Linked DNA regions of Mus musculus: region 1 is linked to region 2. The links are chromatin loops, found by intact Hi-C in ENCODE. Cell type or tissue: heart. All regions are shown on one strand.

Region 1 (8,000 bases), 180 kb before region 2:
CTGTTCACCCCGTATGAATGCAAATTGCTTCTGTCTGCCTTTTTGATGGGTATTGAAAAGACTGTGTTCATCAGATCAGCTCCACGCCACTTGCCAGAGCCTCTAATGAAGACCGCACTTCCAGGATGGCAGCTGCGATTGGCTATAGCGTTTGGTTAAGTTTCCAGGAGCACACTCATTGCCCATGGTTAGCCTGGTTCTTACAGAGCTTCTGCCTCTGTTTTCTTTAAATCATTAAGTGCTATGGACCTGCCATTTCCCACCATTTGTTCGACGTTGTATAGAGCCCTGGCTACGGAGGAAGCTTCCAGGGCTTCTACACTGCCTTTCTTACTGGACTCTGAGTTTATAGGTCAATGAATCAATGTACATACTTTGCTAACTTCCTATGTTTATTTCCATCACTTATTCAGAACCAGGAACATGGCTACTAGTGTCTGGATCCAGTAGTAAGATGGACCTGAGTCAGAACCCTACTGCATGTTACCCTTGTATGTGACGCTCTCAGGAGAGGTGGTTTGAATTTCTGGGTTTAATGTCCGTTTGAACCCTGTCTCTCCCACCCCTCAAATGGAGTGAGCTTCTTCTTTGGTGTGCTCTTGCCTGAGTAAATGGTTAGTGGCTTCTTTGGTGAGGATCTGGTAGAATCATATACACAGATACAATTCACACTCAGAATACACACACAGACCCCAGAGAACACCCATGCTCTCTCTCTCACACACACAGGTGCAGTGTGTTTGTGTGTATGAGTGTGGTCTTAGTTGGCCTTCCATTGCTCAACCAGAACACCTGACATTGATTTATGAAAAGCCAAGGACATTGATACCATCCCTTTCCTGGCTTCTGCTGGGGGATTTGCTAAGCATGTCCATGCAAAGAGAAAAAACAGAACAGGGGTCATCTGCCTTTATAACAACATGCTCTTCCAGTAACTAGCCCACTCTCACAAGTACCACATCAATGCACTCACAAGGCCCCCAACCACCTCTCAGCACCATAGGAGAAGGGATTAATCCTCACTGTGGAGTTGTGGAGGGAAGAAGCCATATTCAAACCCCACCTCATTTTCCACAGTGTCTCAGTGACCTTCTCTGAAGCCACCACCAAGCTCTAGGCCCTCATACAAAAAAAAATACTCTTCACTCCCTCCACAAATGCCAGGTCTCCCAAGCCTCCAGAGTAGCACCCTGAGGGCAAGCCACTGCATTTGCTCTTCTTACGTGGTCCAGCCACGCTAACACAGATGCTGTTACAGCTCTGTGGTTCTTTCTCCTTGGTCTGTTATAGCAGAATATCGTATTTTGTGTGAGCCATTTCTTTTGTCACGTTTCCCTGAGTGATCTAGGTGATGTCTTCCATTTACTCGTTGAGAATGCCTCCATCTACCCAATAAGCTTATTTCGTGAATTGCCACTGTGAAATCCAAGTATGTAATACTCCCAAATCTTTCTGAGTGCATGGTTACAGAATCCTGTAGAGAAAGAGTGTTTATGCCCAAACAACGAATTTTCACTGAATTTGTCTGAACCATGAGCTGAAGAGAACTAGCTTCTTGTTTTCAGGAACAGTCAACCCAACAGCTCGGCAAACATGTGAGTTTACTGTTGACACGGAAGTCAAGAGCCAGGGAACCTGGCTGTGGATGTGGAAGAACTGACTACAGTCACAGGAAAGAAATCCAATAGGCATGGGAGCTAACAACCCAAGCTCTGAGCTAACTGCACATTTGTTAAAGCCAATTACAGAGAGAATTAGAAATCTTGATCATTTTCTGAGAACTTGCTTTGTAAGCAAACAATATATGTGTTACTTTCATTAAAAAATAACCCTCAATTTATTTTCTTTTAATAAATAAAAAAAATGAAAATATAAAGATTACACTTAGAAAACTCTACCGAGAGTGGTGGGGGGTTGTATGAAGGCTCTGAGGTGGTTCTGTCAGGCTGATAGTTTTATTTGAAGCCATCAAGTTGTCTGTATTTGTAGTTTATGTGCAGGCAGGTTACCCAATCTGTCCTGACATGGCCTCTTTTAGAGTAAAGACTTTCTTGCAAAGGGCCAAAGTATTTTAGGAAGGAAAAAGTGTAAGCAGGGGAGAAAGCTAAAAACAGCCCAATTTTGGTTAATATTTAACACCTTGCATTTACATGAAACGAGTTGATCAGCAGCTAGGGAAGCCAACATTCTTCCTTTAATAATTCAGTACCTGAGGCCACTTAGCAGTAAGGGAAAGGCTGCCTGTTATGAAATGTGTTTGGTCAAGGAAGACAAAGCTAAATTACTTGGGAGGCAACTAGGCAGTGTCTGACAAAACGTGAGCTATGCTTTAGTTTGTTTTCCCGAGCAGAAATTCCTTCACTCTAAAGATACACACTCGCCAAGTCAAGCTTGCGTTCATTACTTGGATTTGGGAGGCCTGATCACTACTTGTAAAATGGTTAGCCTCAAGCTTCAGACTTAAACTTCCTCTGTTGAGGCAAACTGACCCTGCGAAGCTAGCATGGGAGAGAGGTCAGGCTGAGGAGGAAGACTCCTTAGCTAGTCTTCAGTATTGTTGCTGAGATCTTGGATCCTGAGCCACTCCTAAGATCTGATGTTTTATTGTCTAAACATGTGTGTGTGTGTGTGTGTGTGTGTGTGTGTGTGTGTGTGTGTGTGTGTGTGTGTTTATCCATGCATGCACACTCCACTCAGATGTGTGCAGGTGTGTTTGTCCGTGAATGTGCATTTGAAGGTCAGAGGTTGGCATTGGGTTTCTTCAACTACCGTTCTTCGTTGAGCTCTTGCGATCTGCCTGTCTCCCCAGCTCTGGGGTTACAGGCATGCAAGCTGCTTGCCTGACTCTTACAATTATACTAGTCACCTAAACTCAGATCCTCGCCTCTGTGCAGCAAGCACCTTCCCCCATTGAACCATCTCTCCAGTCCTTTATTGCATATGATTTAAACGGAGCTTGTCACACCGGATTTCGCATTGTGTCCTGGCTTCCCCATTTCCCAGTTTCTTAACCTGGTCTCCAATGCTCAAGTGAACCTCCATGAGCCACTGAAATTAATTTGCCTAGAATGTACCCGTTTCTCCCTGCCCGAGCCCACTGTGCAAAACAGCATAGTTTTCTCTGCCTGATGCTCCAGTCCTCCCCTAGCTTTTCACAATGAAGCTGACCTCTGCAGATGTTTCCTTCGCTCGCCCTTATCTGCCTCCCAGTGACTCATTACGGGCAAGACAACTAGACACTGTCATTGTCCTGGATTGCATTCCATTGTTAATGAAGCATCACAGACCCATATGCTGAGGTCCTGGTTTTACTTTAACTCTTGATAAATATATGGGGATCTTATAATAAAGTATGAAGGGGGAAATGATGGCGACGTCTTCAGTCTCTTCATGGGGTCAGACCTTCGACTGTAGCACAAACACAGGGATATGACAAGGCTGAGCAGATGAGCTCTTCGGTTTGACCAATGGACATTAAAAGACATTCTCTTTGGCTTTCCTTTGTAACAAGGTCAGTGACTGTAGGCTTTGAGAGTTCAAAGACTCACGTTGTTCCTCCGTTTGTGGAAGCTCTCTGCTTCCCTTTTGTGGTTTGAGGGATGTGGGCTCTCATCTGCTCCTAACACCACGTCTTTCTGCTTCCTTGCTCTGCCACTGTGATGGGAGGGGACTCTCACTCCTCTGAAACCATGAGCTCAAATGAACCCTTCCTTCTGTAGCTTGACTTTGGCCACGATGTTTTAGCACTGCAATAGAAAAGTAACTAACGTAGCATTTAGTCTAGCTGTAGAACCTGGGATGTGTGATTCATACCTGAAATAGAATTGTCACCAACTATCTAGCCGAAGGTCCCCTTCCTAAGCTTGAATATAAATCCCCATCAGGCAAGGAAAAGCCTTTTAAGGGCTGGTCTCTGGAAGCTTTGGTTTCTTCCAGGTTCTGCAGCAATGACTAGACAGTAGCGCCCTCTAGTGTTAGGGTCCTCACGCAGGCCTGGGGTATCAAAACCTTAGCTCTACAGGTGTCCCAATCCCAGGACTTTGCAGGTGCTGGATCCTTAGCCCTTGGCAGTTGCTGGTGTTACCATTCAGCTTGGAGGTTGAAACCCTTGGCCCCAAGGTCTTGGCAGCTCTCTGGAACTGTCTGGTAATGGACTTGCATGTTTTCTTTTCTGGTCCCTATGGCCCTTTACCTTCTTTTACTCTGGCCTCTCCATCTCTGTCTCTTATACTTAAGCCTCCCCTCTTCCTGTCAAGGCTGCTCTCTATCGTTCATGTTTCTTCACTGTCGGCAGCACCTAACCCTTCCCACAAGCCAGAGATTGCAGCTGGGAGGATTTGTTTACCTTCATCTGCTGTGCTATGCAAGGACAGAGCTAAGGTGCAAGCCATTGTATCACTTACTGCTTAGGACCAGGACACCTGGTAGACCTCTCAGGAACCTAGCGCCAGGAGCAGTAGACAATAAAAACAACAACAACAACAACGATAACAACAACAACAATAACAACAACAACAACAACAAAACCATGGGCATCCCTTTAAGGGAAAGTAGGTTTTCCAGGCCACTGGGCAGGTCTAGGACCATCAGGTGAGCCCAGGTCTGTGACCACAGCTGGGTACATGGCCACCACCACATAGATCTGGTTTTCTGGTGCCAGGGCTGTGTCCTGCTTCTTTGGCCATCACACATCACACATCACAAGGCCATTGCTGCCCCTCTGCTGTCTCTACTTCAACTTTCTCTGTGTTACCAGCTCATCCCTCAATATTGAAAGCAATCAAGTAAAGATCACTCCAGAGAGGCCTTTCATTGGACCTAATGCTATAACACTAGGGGGCAGCACAGAAGAGTCACACCACCAGCTCACACAGTGAGCCTCATAGACATTTGTTAGGGCCACAGTTAGAACCTTCGTTTTGAACTAATCACAGCAACTTGGGGATGAGTGCAGTGTCGCTCCTTAGCACTAACCACAGCAGTCTCTACCAGGGAAATGACACATCTTGCCAAAGGGAAATGTTTGCGGTTATCTAGAGCTCATAGAGACCTGTGAGAGCAAATTGTCTGGTTTTAAGCAGAGAGAGCCCAGGAGCAGCTAACCGGGGAGTCAGATTGTCCTGTTCCCAATCTTATTTACAAAAACATGAACAACAAAACAGGTGTTGGGGGCTTAAAGAGCTTTTATCACTAACACTAAAGAGATTTGAGCAGTGTCTTAGGAGGAGGTGGCTCCCTCCATTGTCTCAGAGATACTGTTGAAGGACAAAGTCTTTAACTTATATTATCTGTTGCCACCTCTAAATGGTGCTAGAATTGGGTGGGGTTGTAGACCTCTCCTGATGTGGGTGGGAGGAGGGGGTTGAGAGGAGGTGTAAGAAAAGGCCCTACACATTTGGTGTCAGAAGCACAGCGAGTGAAGAGCTCGTTCCACTGCACCGGGCATTGCAGAGATGCAATGGGATCGTTCTGGTCGCTCAGCACAGTGCTAGGGTTGTTTGCATCTATGTTACTTCTGAGTGAGGTCTGGCATGCTCTGACAAAAATCAAAGAACCTGACCACAGATAGACATTCTTAGTTACCCATGCCTGCACAAATTTCTTTTCAGACTTCAAGGTTCTGTTTAATCGTGTGTCTGCATATTGTAATTAGATTATTTTCAAAACTGTATGCTTGTTTTGTTTTAATTAACAATACAATTGACCTTTGCTTGGACAGTACTCAATAAAGTTAAATAAAATATTGTTCAAGCATGACGGGCAGACAAGGTGCTGCAGAAGGAACGGAAAGTTTTACATCCTGATATGAAGGCAACAAGGAAGAGATTGGCTTTTGCAAACAACCAGCAGGAGAATTTATTCTGCACTGGGAGGAACCTGAGCATAGGACCTCAAAGCCCATGCCCACAGTGGCATACTTCCTCCAATAAGGCCACACCTATTCCAACAAGAACATACCTTATAATAGTGTCACTTCTTATGAACCATGGATTCAAACATGAGTTTGTGGGGGCCAAACCTATTCAGACGATTACAACCTATAATATGTCAGCCTGGGCATTAAGGAAAACTTCAGGGAGATTTTAGTACTTGAAAGACTAGATGTTTTGAAAACCTTCAGAAAAAAAAAAAACACTCAGGGAAAGGTTTTGCATTCTTGAAGAAAAGCCAGGTTTAAAACGTCACCAAGTGGTTCCACCATCTGTTGACATGTACCAATAGATGGGATCAGGAGGCCTACTTGTATGGCCTTTACATTTCTAGCATCCCCTTCAAAGAATTCCCAAAGTAACTTGGTTGGACAAGGCCTTAAGTCATGTTGGGCCAGTGAACCAGCAAGACTGTCAGAGTACCAGTGACAGAGAACTCATAGCCACTCTGACTTCCTATTGCGTTCTCTTAGCCTGTGTGTTAAGGTCAGGCCATCGAGTTTAGTGAGTGGTCTAGAGAGCACAGGTGAACATGTCAAGGAGTGTGTAGAGATGCAAGGCCCAAAACTACTTTCCACCTGTCTATCAGTGAACTCTTTCTCTTGTCACAAACACACTAAAGAGAAGTAGCAGCAACAGGTCCTTACATGGCCAAACCCAAGGCTCTGGACTGGTCCTGTGTAGACAACTGTGAGTTGATCAGCGTAGTATCATACATTTGTCTTTCCAAGATAGCATTTCATGTATCTCATGCTGGCTTCACTGAGTATCCAAGGATGCTCATGAGCTTCTTATCCTCTACCTTTACCTCTGTAGTGCTGGGATTGAGCTGTGGGCCACCATGTGTGCTAGGGATAAAACCCAGGACTACTAACTGAGCTACATCCTCAGCCCATGCTTTAACTCTTGAATGGGGATAAAGTTATCCTCCTTCATCCTTGGAGGGTGCAATCTCAGGTACCCCCAACTTCAGTGAATGCTTGAAGCCAAGAGTAATACTGACAGCCCTGTATGCATGCTGTGTACATGTATATATGTACATGTACATATATATATGTTTACATATATGATGTATATGCATATGATGTATGATGTGTATATATATATACGTATACATATATGTGTGTTAAAGTTTAATTGACAAGATGGGTAGAATAAAATAACAACAATAACAATGGATAATAAAACGGATAAATTAACAATGTAATAAACGTGGTATGATTTTTGTCTCCACCTTCTGGTACATGAGCATCAAATGGGTAAACAGCACCAACAATGTGGATACTGAACACAAACACAGAGGAACTATCATGTCCCAGATGATATGGACAGGACACTCGGTGTAAAGATTTTAACCCACTGTTGAGTAGCAGGTAGCTTGAACTAAATGGTTTGTTTCTGGGATTTCATTGCTGCTGTTGTTGTTGTGTTTAAAATCACATTTGACAAGAGTAACTGAAATCATGGAAGGCACAACTGTAGATAAAGAAGGGGCACTGTATCTTAGACAGGAGCACACCCAGCCCCTCACTACAACCCAGTCCGTCTTCCCGCACAGCAGAACTTTCCAGTTTAATTAAGTGGTTTGTCTGGATCCTGTAGTCATTTTAGCCTCAGTACTTTCTTCTTTCAAGACCTCATCTCACCATTTAAAAAAAAAGCAAACATTTGGCCACAAGAGAGGTTCATCCTATGGCTGAATTAGGATAAAGAGCAAGGCAAAGACACCCCCCTGACATGAACCTACAGTTTCTTTGCTCTCAGGCTGCATGCATTTGTTCAAGGCTAAGATGAGAAGGCTGATTTAGCTGTTCTAAACAGGTACTCACCCCTTTCATCCTGATGTGTCATCATCTCAGGGTACTCGATGGTAGTACAGTGGGACGGCTGGGGAAATGAGAGCATGCTGGCCCCAAGAATCACGACCCCAGCCCTCGGGCTCTGTTCTGCAACTTGTTCACACTGTGGTTGTGCACAGACCACTTTGCCTCCACAAATCATAAAGAAAATGAGGGAACTCTGTTGGATGATCTTCAAAGATCCCCCCAGCTCTTTCCTCCACCAGTTCCA
Region 2 (8,000 bases):
CAGACTTCCTGGACACACATGTGCACACACACAGACACACACGCATGCACACATGAAGAACTTTCCTAAGTAATTTGATGACATTTGGAATTCATCTCTTACATATTAAGCTCTCTGAAAAGTCCCTGTCTATAAAGAGAGGCTTTAAATATTAGTCTTTATTGTTGACAAAGGTCAAATACACCCTCTTGTGGTAAAATGGCGCATTTGAAATCCTGACAAAATTTTAATGCTTTGGGGGATGCTAGATTGAAGCATAAGTACTGGAAGAGAAACAATGACTTTATTTTGAAGTTTTTTTTTTTTTTTAAATACTGGATATATTTACCTTATGGCCTTCATAATCTCCAATTTGGGCATGAAAAGAGAGAGAGAGAGAGAGAGAGAGAGAGAGAGAGAGAGAGAGAGAGAGAGAGAGAGAGAGAGAGAGAATCTTCGAGTCTCTTGTTCACAGGAACCCAACAGTAACAGACAACAAGGTGACATGAAGAACATCCTGCCTTCCTATCAGCACACAGACCTCTCAGGAACTACACAGCTGATTTGGAGAAACCAAGAGAGCTAAAGCTGAAGAGAGAGAAGCTGATCCAATCATGTAACTCAGGAATGTGGCTGTTCTCCAGACACAGTGGCTCTGTCTGCATGCCATTATCCGACTCTCACCTTATGCAGAGAACTGGCTCAAGCGCCATAACCAACAGCTGATTACATATCCACACATGTGGTACTTAAAAGAGGAATGACCTTCAGTGGTCTCATCATAAGGGTCAGCATGTCCTTGTGCTCAGGGACCCCAGCCTCAGAATATCCGACAGTCTCAAAAGCCTTGCATGCATTCTAAAATTAGCTATCTGGCTGGGGTAGGGGTGGGGGGTCATCAGACTCAACTCAAGTGCAGTTGAACAGAGCACATTAACTTCCTGACAGCTTTGTTCAGAAACACTCAAAACAAATGACCTGCTGCCAGTATAAATGGATGCAGCAACTCTTTGCTCCTTACTGAGGTAAGCATTGGTGTGTTTGGACATGTTTGTCCCTCAAAGCTTGCATGATGGAAGGTTGGTTCCACTGTGGCAATGTTAAAAGGGAATAGGACCTATAAGAGATACAACTAATGGGACGTCCTTAGGTCATGGGGGCTTCTCTCAGAAGAGTTTCTATATTTCTCATGGGTCCCCTGAGTTCACCCTCAAGAGAGAAAACTGACAAAAAGCCTGAGCCTGACCCTGGGTGAAGTGGAATTTTCTGGTTTTGTTGGAGATTCAGTTGTGTCATGTGGTGTTTTTCTGGAAGCTGTCTGGTGAAAGGACATGTGATGTTTGCTGGAGCAGAGACTTAAGAGCACATGTGATGTTTAAAAAGTGTAAGTATAGCCAACAGACAGTGGATGATGCTCTGGCATGGGTTCACCTTGCTGGTCTTTATCAGGGTTCACCTTGCTGGTCTTTATTGGGGCTCACCTTGCTGGTCTTTATCGGGGTTCACCTTGCTGTCCTTTATCGGGGTTCACCTTGCTGCCCTTTATCGGGGTTCACCTTGCTGGTCTTTATCGGGGTTCACTTTGCTAGCCTTTATTGGGGTTCACCTTGCTGGTCTTCACTGATGACACCCTGGCATTGGTGCACCTTGCTTTCTTCTCTGGTCTCGGCTTGTCATGACTTCATAGAGAGATATACACCAATGAACTTCTGTTCATTAATTCTGTTGCTACTTCATAACTAATTCTGCTACTGTTAAGAATCATAATGTAAATATCTGTGTTTTCCGATGGTTTTAGGGACCCCCTGTGAAAGGGTCATTGATTTCCCCAGGGGTCCTGACCTACATGTTGTGAACCTGAGTGCTGCACTAACCTAAGGCTCACTGCAGAGCCAGCGCTTCCCTGGCTCTCATTAACTCACTGGGTAGAAATTTCTGAGAGTCCACAATTAATAAAGATGCCTCATGCAGTCAGACCTCTGTGCTGATCGAACGGTGTGCTGATCAAACTCATGCGCAAGTGAAATCAGCAGCTTGGGCAAGAGGCTTTGAGGGCGGGATTTCCTCACCCAGTGACCTCACCCAGCAGGGATATCCTCTGAGGCAGATGCCTTGGAGCAACATTTAAATGTTCGACTCTCCCTCCCACCCCCACCCCACCCCTACACACACTGGCCTCTTCCTGCCCGCACAACCGCCTCTGGAGCAGTTAACTCTCACTGGATGATGCTGTATTCCTCAGTCTGCACCTCCCACTTAAACACAAAGTCCGCGAGGTGCTTTGTTATGGAGGCATCCCTGGAGCCTGGCAGGTTGTCATCAGTCGGAAGAGCGGAATGCTTGAAGGAAGGCGCACACTTCCGGAACTCCGCCCATCGCCAGCACTCACTGAGCACGCTGATACTGTCTCTTTTCCTACTCCTGGGCCATTCAAGGACTTGGAGCTATGGACATATACCATGACATATACCACGATGAAGAACTGAATCGAACGTCCTCTCAAGAGTAGGTTCTCATGGATGAATATCCACTGGCAAGCTAGGTCTTCCCTGAAGGTCTAACTTTCTGAGAGCCTAGTGTGAATTGACTTGAGAAGGAAAAAAAAAATGTTTTTTGGTTGTTGTTTTTTTTTTTAATTAAAAAATTAACGTATATTTATTCTCAATTCTGAACTTTCTTTTCCCTTCCTAGCAGGCCAGATGCATACCTCACATGTAAACTGCATAAATAAGCCGTTGGTTAGTCAGCTGTGGTGGAATTTTCTAGCTGGCTGGTCCCTGATACTGTGGTCTCCCTAACTTACCCAGAGTGCCTAGGTGGCCGTGGGCTGCCGGACAAGTGGATCCCAGACTCTTCCTGGTCTTTTGTTCCAATGGAGCTGCCTGCAGCTGTCCGCTTTTTGGGGGACCTTCTCTCATCTCTTAACATCGCTCTATTGCTTGTCTCTTTCATGTTATAAGCAGAGATAGGCTTGTTCAAGTATCTAGGAGCTTGCAAATTTAAAAACAAAAACAAACAATCAAACAAACAAAACCATCAGATTGACCATGAGCTAGCTGTGCAGAGCAGAAATATTTCATTTCCTAGAAAGCCTTTCCACTCAGCCCGCCACAGCTAACCTGCCCTGGACATTGCGTGGCTGTACCCGCCGCCCAGTGGACAGACTGGGTACTGCATTTGCAGAATGCAACTCTTTGTCAAGGAGTAAAGATCTGCTTCAGGCTGGATTCTTTTTCTTACCTGTACACCGCACCACTCTCCTGGAGAGGTACTGACCAAGTAAGGAAGAAGCTTGCAGAGGAAGAGAATAGGGGAATCTCTGTAAAAATCATCGCTGTTCTAATTTTTTCTTGAAATTATGGAGGGGGAAGATCTTTTAAAATGGACAATTGTGAACAATTTGCACAATGTTTGTGCAAAATGCAAACTGGAACCCCAACTTACCCCAGGTCCCATGCTTGGAGCTCTCTTTCTGACTCTCTAATCTCCACACATGTCACCATTCCCCTGACCTGGATTTTTACAGCACAATCTACCCTCCCAAGACTCGGGTGGATTAACAAACAAAAACCTTTTCCGTCTGAGATGGGGCCTTGTTTTGTAACCCAGGTTGGACTTGAACTCATTATGTAGTGTGGATGAGCTCATTATGTAGTTGTAGAACTCCCAAGCTGGTTTGGAATTCATGGTTCCCCTGCCTCAACCTCCTACATTGAATCCTCCTTTAGAGGCTGCTGTGGCTCAGAGTCTCTGAGGTACACAGGGGTGCACACAGTTCCCACGACCCACAGTGGTCTACAGTGGCTGAGGCTTCTTCTCAAAGCAAACTATATCTTACACGAATACCTTGACCCCTTTAGATGTGCTGAGCTGTGGGATGGAGGCTGTGGTCAAGGTAGAACATCTCTGAATGGAACAGAACAGAACCTATCTGACCAACACACACACACTCACACATTACTATCATGACTTGGAATGGGCTTTGTTTAGTGAGTTATAACAAGAGCTGACCAGTCAGGGGACTTCTTCAGAAATGGCTGGAAAATAAGACCATATGCCAGTTCAAGTCTATCATCATCACCACCATTATCATCACTATCATCATTACCACCACCACCACCATCATCATCACCACCCATCATCAATGTATCAACTATTCACATTTCCTGGTCATTTGCCATAGCACTAACCTGATAGAAAGAGAAGCATTTTCTCTTCTGTGTATCTCTTTTATTAAAAGAATATTCTCAGAAGCCTCAAGCGAGCTTCTTTTCTGTTCTATCGACCCGTGCCCTGCTTTAGCTACAAGTGATACCAGGAAGGACGCTAGCATGCATGTTGTGCAGCTTTACTATAGGAGATAATCCAGCCTGTAGGACTTAGAAGATAGGTTGCTAAATAACCATAAACTCTTAGCTATAGTCTTTCTCCTCTGCATATGCATGCATGTGCACACATACCAGTGTTCTGGGTTACATGGGATGATCAATGAAAGAGAGACACTGCAGGACGGATTTGGGCTTCTCAGCAGCTGGGGGATCCACCTCTCAAGACTAAACTCTGAACCTGCTTGCAGAGCCTCCTAATTGTTACACAAAAGGCATGTTTAGCAAGCCAATTTCTGCATACCAAAACCTCTTATCTGATCTAGGAGTTGTCTGAAGGAACTATTACCTAAGCAATTCTCAGCCAGAGGAGACTTCTTAGCTTGCCAGGAATGTCTCAGGACTAAGTTATGCAAAGGCTTTATGAATTCTTCAGAAGAAGCAGCCTCATAAAACCTCAGATAGCAATCACAGACGATTTACAAAAGGCTATTTCAAAGCCTAGGTACCTTCACCCCAGAATTCATGCCAGATACAATGGCTCTGCCAAAATCTGCTATGAGCATGCGTGCGCACCTCCCCCACCCACACACACATATGTGTGTGAGTGCGTGCATGTGTACATGCATGTTTCCAAATATCCCCCAAAGACACATAACAACAGGCATGCACACATGTATTCCCTCCTTGTACTCATTCCATGAACAAAACATCCATTAAGTCTATTATGAGCCAGTGTTTTGGCTTGATATCTGGGGCATGGTAGGACATCACACACACACACACACACACACACACACACACACACACAGTGAATGAGTGAGAATATCGAGAGTACTGAACTCCACATCCATGAACCTTGGCAGCCTCGGTACGAATCTGGTTTTCGTTCTTACTAGATTGCAAACTTTCACCTTTTCTATTACAGCTTCTCCCATTGGCAAGCCCAGATTGAAGCATCACCACACAAGAGTTAAGTCAGTCATTGTTAAGTGAAAGAAAGGCTGCCTGAACTCACAGATAGGGACAGCTCTTCTGATGCCTGAGACAACAGACTGACTGACCGGATGGCAGTGACCCCATCATGGCAGCACTGTCAACAGGGGTGCTTTCCTTCCGCAGCAGGATGCAGGCCAATACAAACCTTCCTTGTGTTATTCGGAATGGCTTCTAACTGAGAACACATCAGTTTCCATTTAATATCACACTTAGTAACAGAAACTGCAGAAATTAAAACCACAGATGGCAACAGGAATGGCTATGAACAAGGTAGACAGAGACCCGACTCTCACAGACCACACAGTCCAAATCGGCCAGTGATTCTCAACCTTCCTAGTACTGAGACCCTTAAATACAGTTCCTCATGTTATGGTGACCCCAACCATAAAATTATTGAGTTGCTACTCCATAATCGTGATTTTGCTACTATCATGGATCATAATGCAAATATCTGATCTGTAGGATACTTCATATGTGACACACACACACACACACACTCACACACACACACACACACACACACACACCCGCAAAGGGGTTGTGACCAAGGTTGAAAACCTTGGATAGCGAAACATCCAGGGTACAAACAATGGTAGTTTTGTGACTGAGGATTGAGCAGAATAAGGAGAAGACTCAGGGAACCTGAAAGGCCAGGTAGGAGAGCAGGTCTCCCTGTCTCACCACTCAGCATTCTTTGTCCTAACCACTGTGTCCCCAGACTCTACACCCTATTAAAGCTATGAATTCTGATAGTTGGAGAGCCTTCACAGCTGTGGGTGAGCCTCCGGGAATCAGGAGGGTTGGTGGACAGGCAAGGCTGACTCAGGAAGTAGGAGAGAGAACAGGAAATGCCAAAGAGAGAGGACGGGGTAGGAAATACCTAGAGAAGACAGTAGGAATTACACTATGTTTAGCTATGTGGACTGATGAGAGTTTTTGACCTTAAGGAGAGGAGCTGAGCAAGATGTAGGAGAGAGTCAGAAGGCAGTACTCAAAGAAACAACCTGTCCGTCTGTCTTTGGACAAAGCCCAAAGGAAGCTGGATCCATGGTTCATGGTTTCACCTCTTTCCTCAAAAAAGCCTGTCCCAAGCAGCAGTCAATAGCCTGTGTGTCTCATAGGAATGGCAGAGTCAGTACTCATCTGTTGCACTGATAAGCCCTTCATCTTAGATACTGCATGAGGAGCAAGTAAGCTGCACTGTAAGCGTGGCCGTTAGCAAGGAGTGATGTGAGAAACAGCCTATAAGAAAGCCCTTGGCTCACTACATCTCTTCCATCAAGCTTGAGGCCCCATGACACAGCTCAAATATAGGCATGGTGTTCAAGTCTTTGAAGAGATGTTGGCTCTGTGTGAGATCTCTGCTGACAAGCTAGTGCTTAACATAGTTGCGTCATGATACAGGGTGTGCAATGGGCCTGGGGTGTTGGGTCAAGGGAAGGTCACAGGGATGAGAGGAGGCAGCCTGGCCTGACTGGAACAGAGGGGTGCTGCTCTAGAAAAAGGAAGCTCTGAGATCGACCTTTCTAGAACAAAGACTTTAAAATATTAACCACCCGGGGAACCAACTCCAGCAGCAACAGCTAGGGTTCCATGAGAGATGAGCTCAACTCTAAGTCCACAGAACTGAAAGCAAGAACTCCAGGGGAAGGGACAGCAGTGTGGCATCTGAAAATCAGAGTGAGATGGAACACCCATCCCAGCAAAATATTATTACAGAAGAATTAGAAAATCACTCAGTTCCTAGACAAAGTGATCCATGTAAGAAATGTCTACCATTCCACAGAGCAACTTCCCAAGATGGAATCAAAGACAAGAGAGCTTTGAGTCAAGTAAATGGGGGAGGGAACATAGTGGAGACTTTGGGAGGGTGCATCAGAGAGAGAAAACAAAAAAACAAAACAAAACAAAACAAAAAAACGGGCACCTTGAGTCTTTGCCTATTGTGCTGTCTGGTCTCATGTCCACTTGACACAAGCTACTGTCACCTGAAAGGAGGGAACCTCAGTTGAGAAAATGCCTCCATAAAGTCTAACTTTAGGACATTTTCTTAATTAGTGATTGATGGGGGAGGACGCAGAGCATTGTGAGTGGTGCCATCCTGGGCTGGTGGTCCGGGGTTCTATAAGAAAGCAGACTGAGAAAAGGCAAGGGAAGAAAGCCAGTAAGTAGCACCCCTCCAAGGCCTCTGCATCAGCTCCTGCCTCTGGGTTCCTGTTCTGTTTGAGTTCCTGTCCTGATCCTTTGATGATAAAGAGCAATGTGGAAATGTAAGCTGAATAAACCCTTTTCTCTCCTACTTGCTTTTTGGTCACAATGTAGCCCTAAGACACCTGTTGAGAAGCCACCAGAGCACTGCCAGAAGTTGTTTTGTTTTGTTTTGTTTTGTTTTTGGTGTGTTTCTCTTTATGGAGTCACGACAAATGGAACTCAACAATGCAATGTAAGGCGACCCAATACATGTGTGTCTTTAGCAAACAATCCTTCACCTGTCAGCTACTCTGGCTCCACTGAGGTCTGACCTCCACTGAGGCTCTGAACCTCGGCTGTCTTGTTCTTTAAGGTGGAGCCCTGGGTGATGACCTCAGGTAACAGTTAACTCAGGCCCTGCCTGGTGGATACACATGGATCACAAAGGGTGAGTGAAACCTTTACAGTCTGCAGGTTGTTTCTGTGGCTGCTGCCTTGAGAAATGTT

The links. Hi-C counts contacts between places; a loop is a spot of excess contacts. Peaks named below come from ENCODE experiments on the same cell type or tissue, not always from the same donor. Only the 100,000 strongest peaks of a DNase experiment are listed, where the experiment ranks them.
Region 1: a loop joins it to region 2, with 8 times the contacts of the local background. A loop is called at or near these places in 11 of 42 quality-filtered maps.

Annotation. Positions count from the first base shown.
Region 1 is chr11:63,388,555-63,396,554 of GRCm38, reverse strand. No RefSeq gene overlaps it. Among named protein-coding and RNA genes, the nearest start is that of Gm40016, 72 kb to the left of the region's middle. In heart, CTCF peaks have their summits at 3,976 (motif pointing left) and 4,834 (motif pointing right); no DNase peak of the experiment used is centred here.
Region 2 is chr11:63,208,382-63,216,381 of GRCm38, reverse strand. No RefSeq gene overlaps it. Among named protein-coding and RNA genes, the nearest start is that of Gm29851, 38 kb to the left of the region's middle. In heart, CTCF peaks have their summits at 173 and 3,139; no DNase peak of the experiment used is centred here; H3K4me3 peaks cover 413 bases; H3K27ac peaks cover 1,969 bases.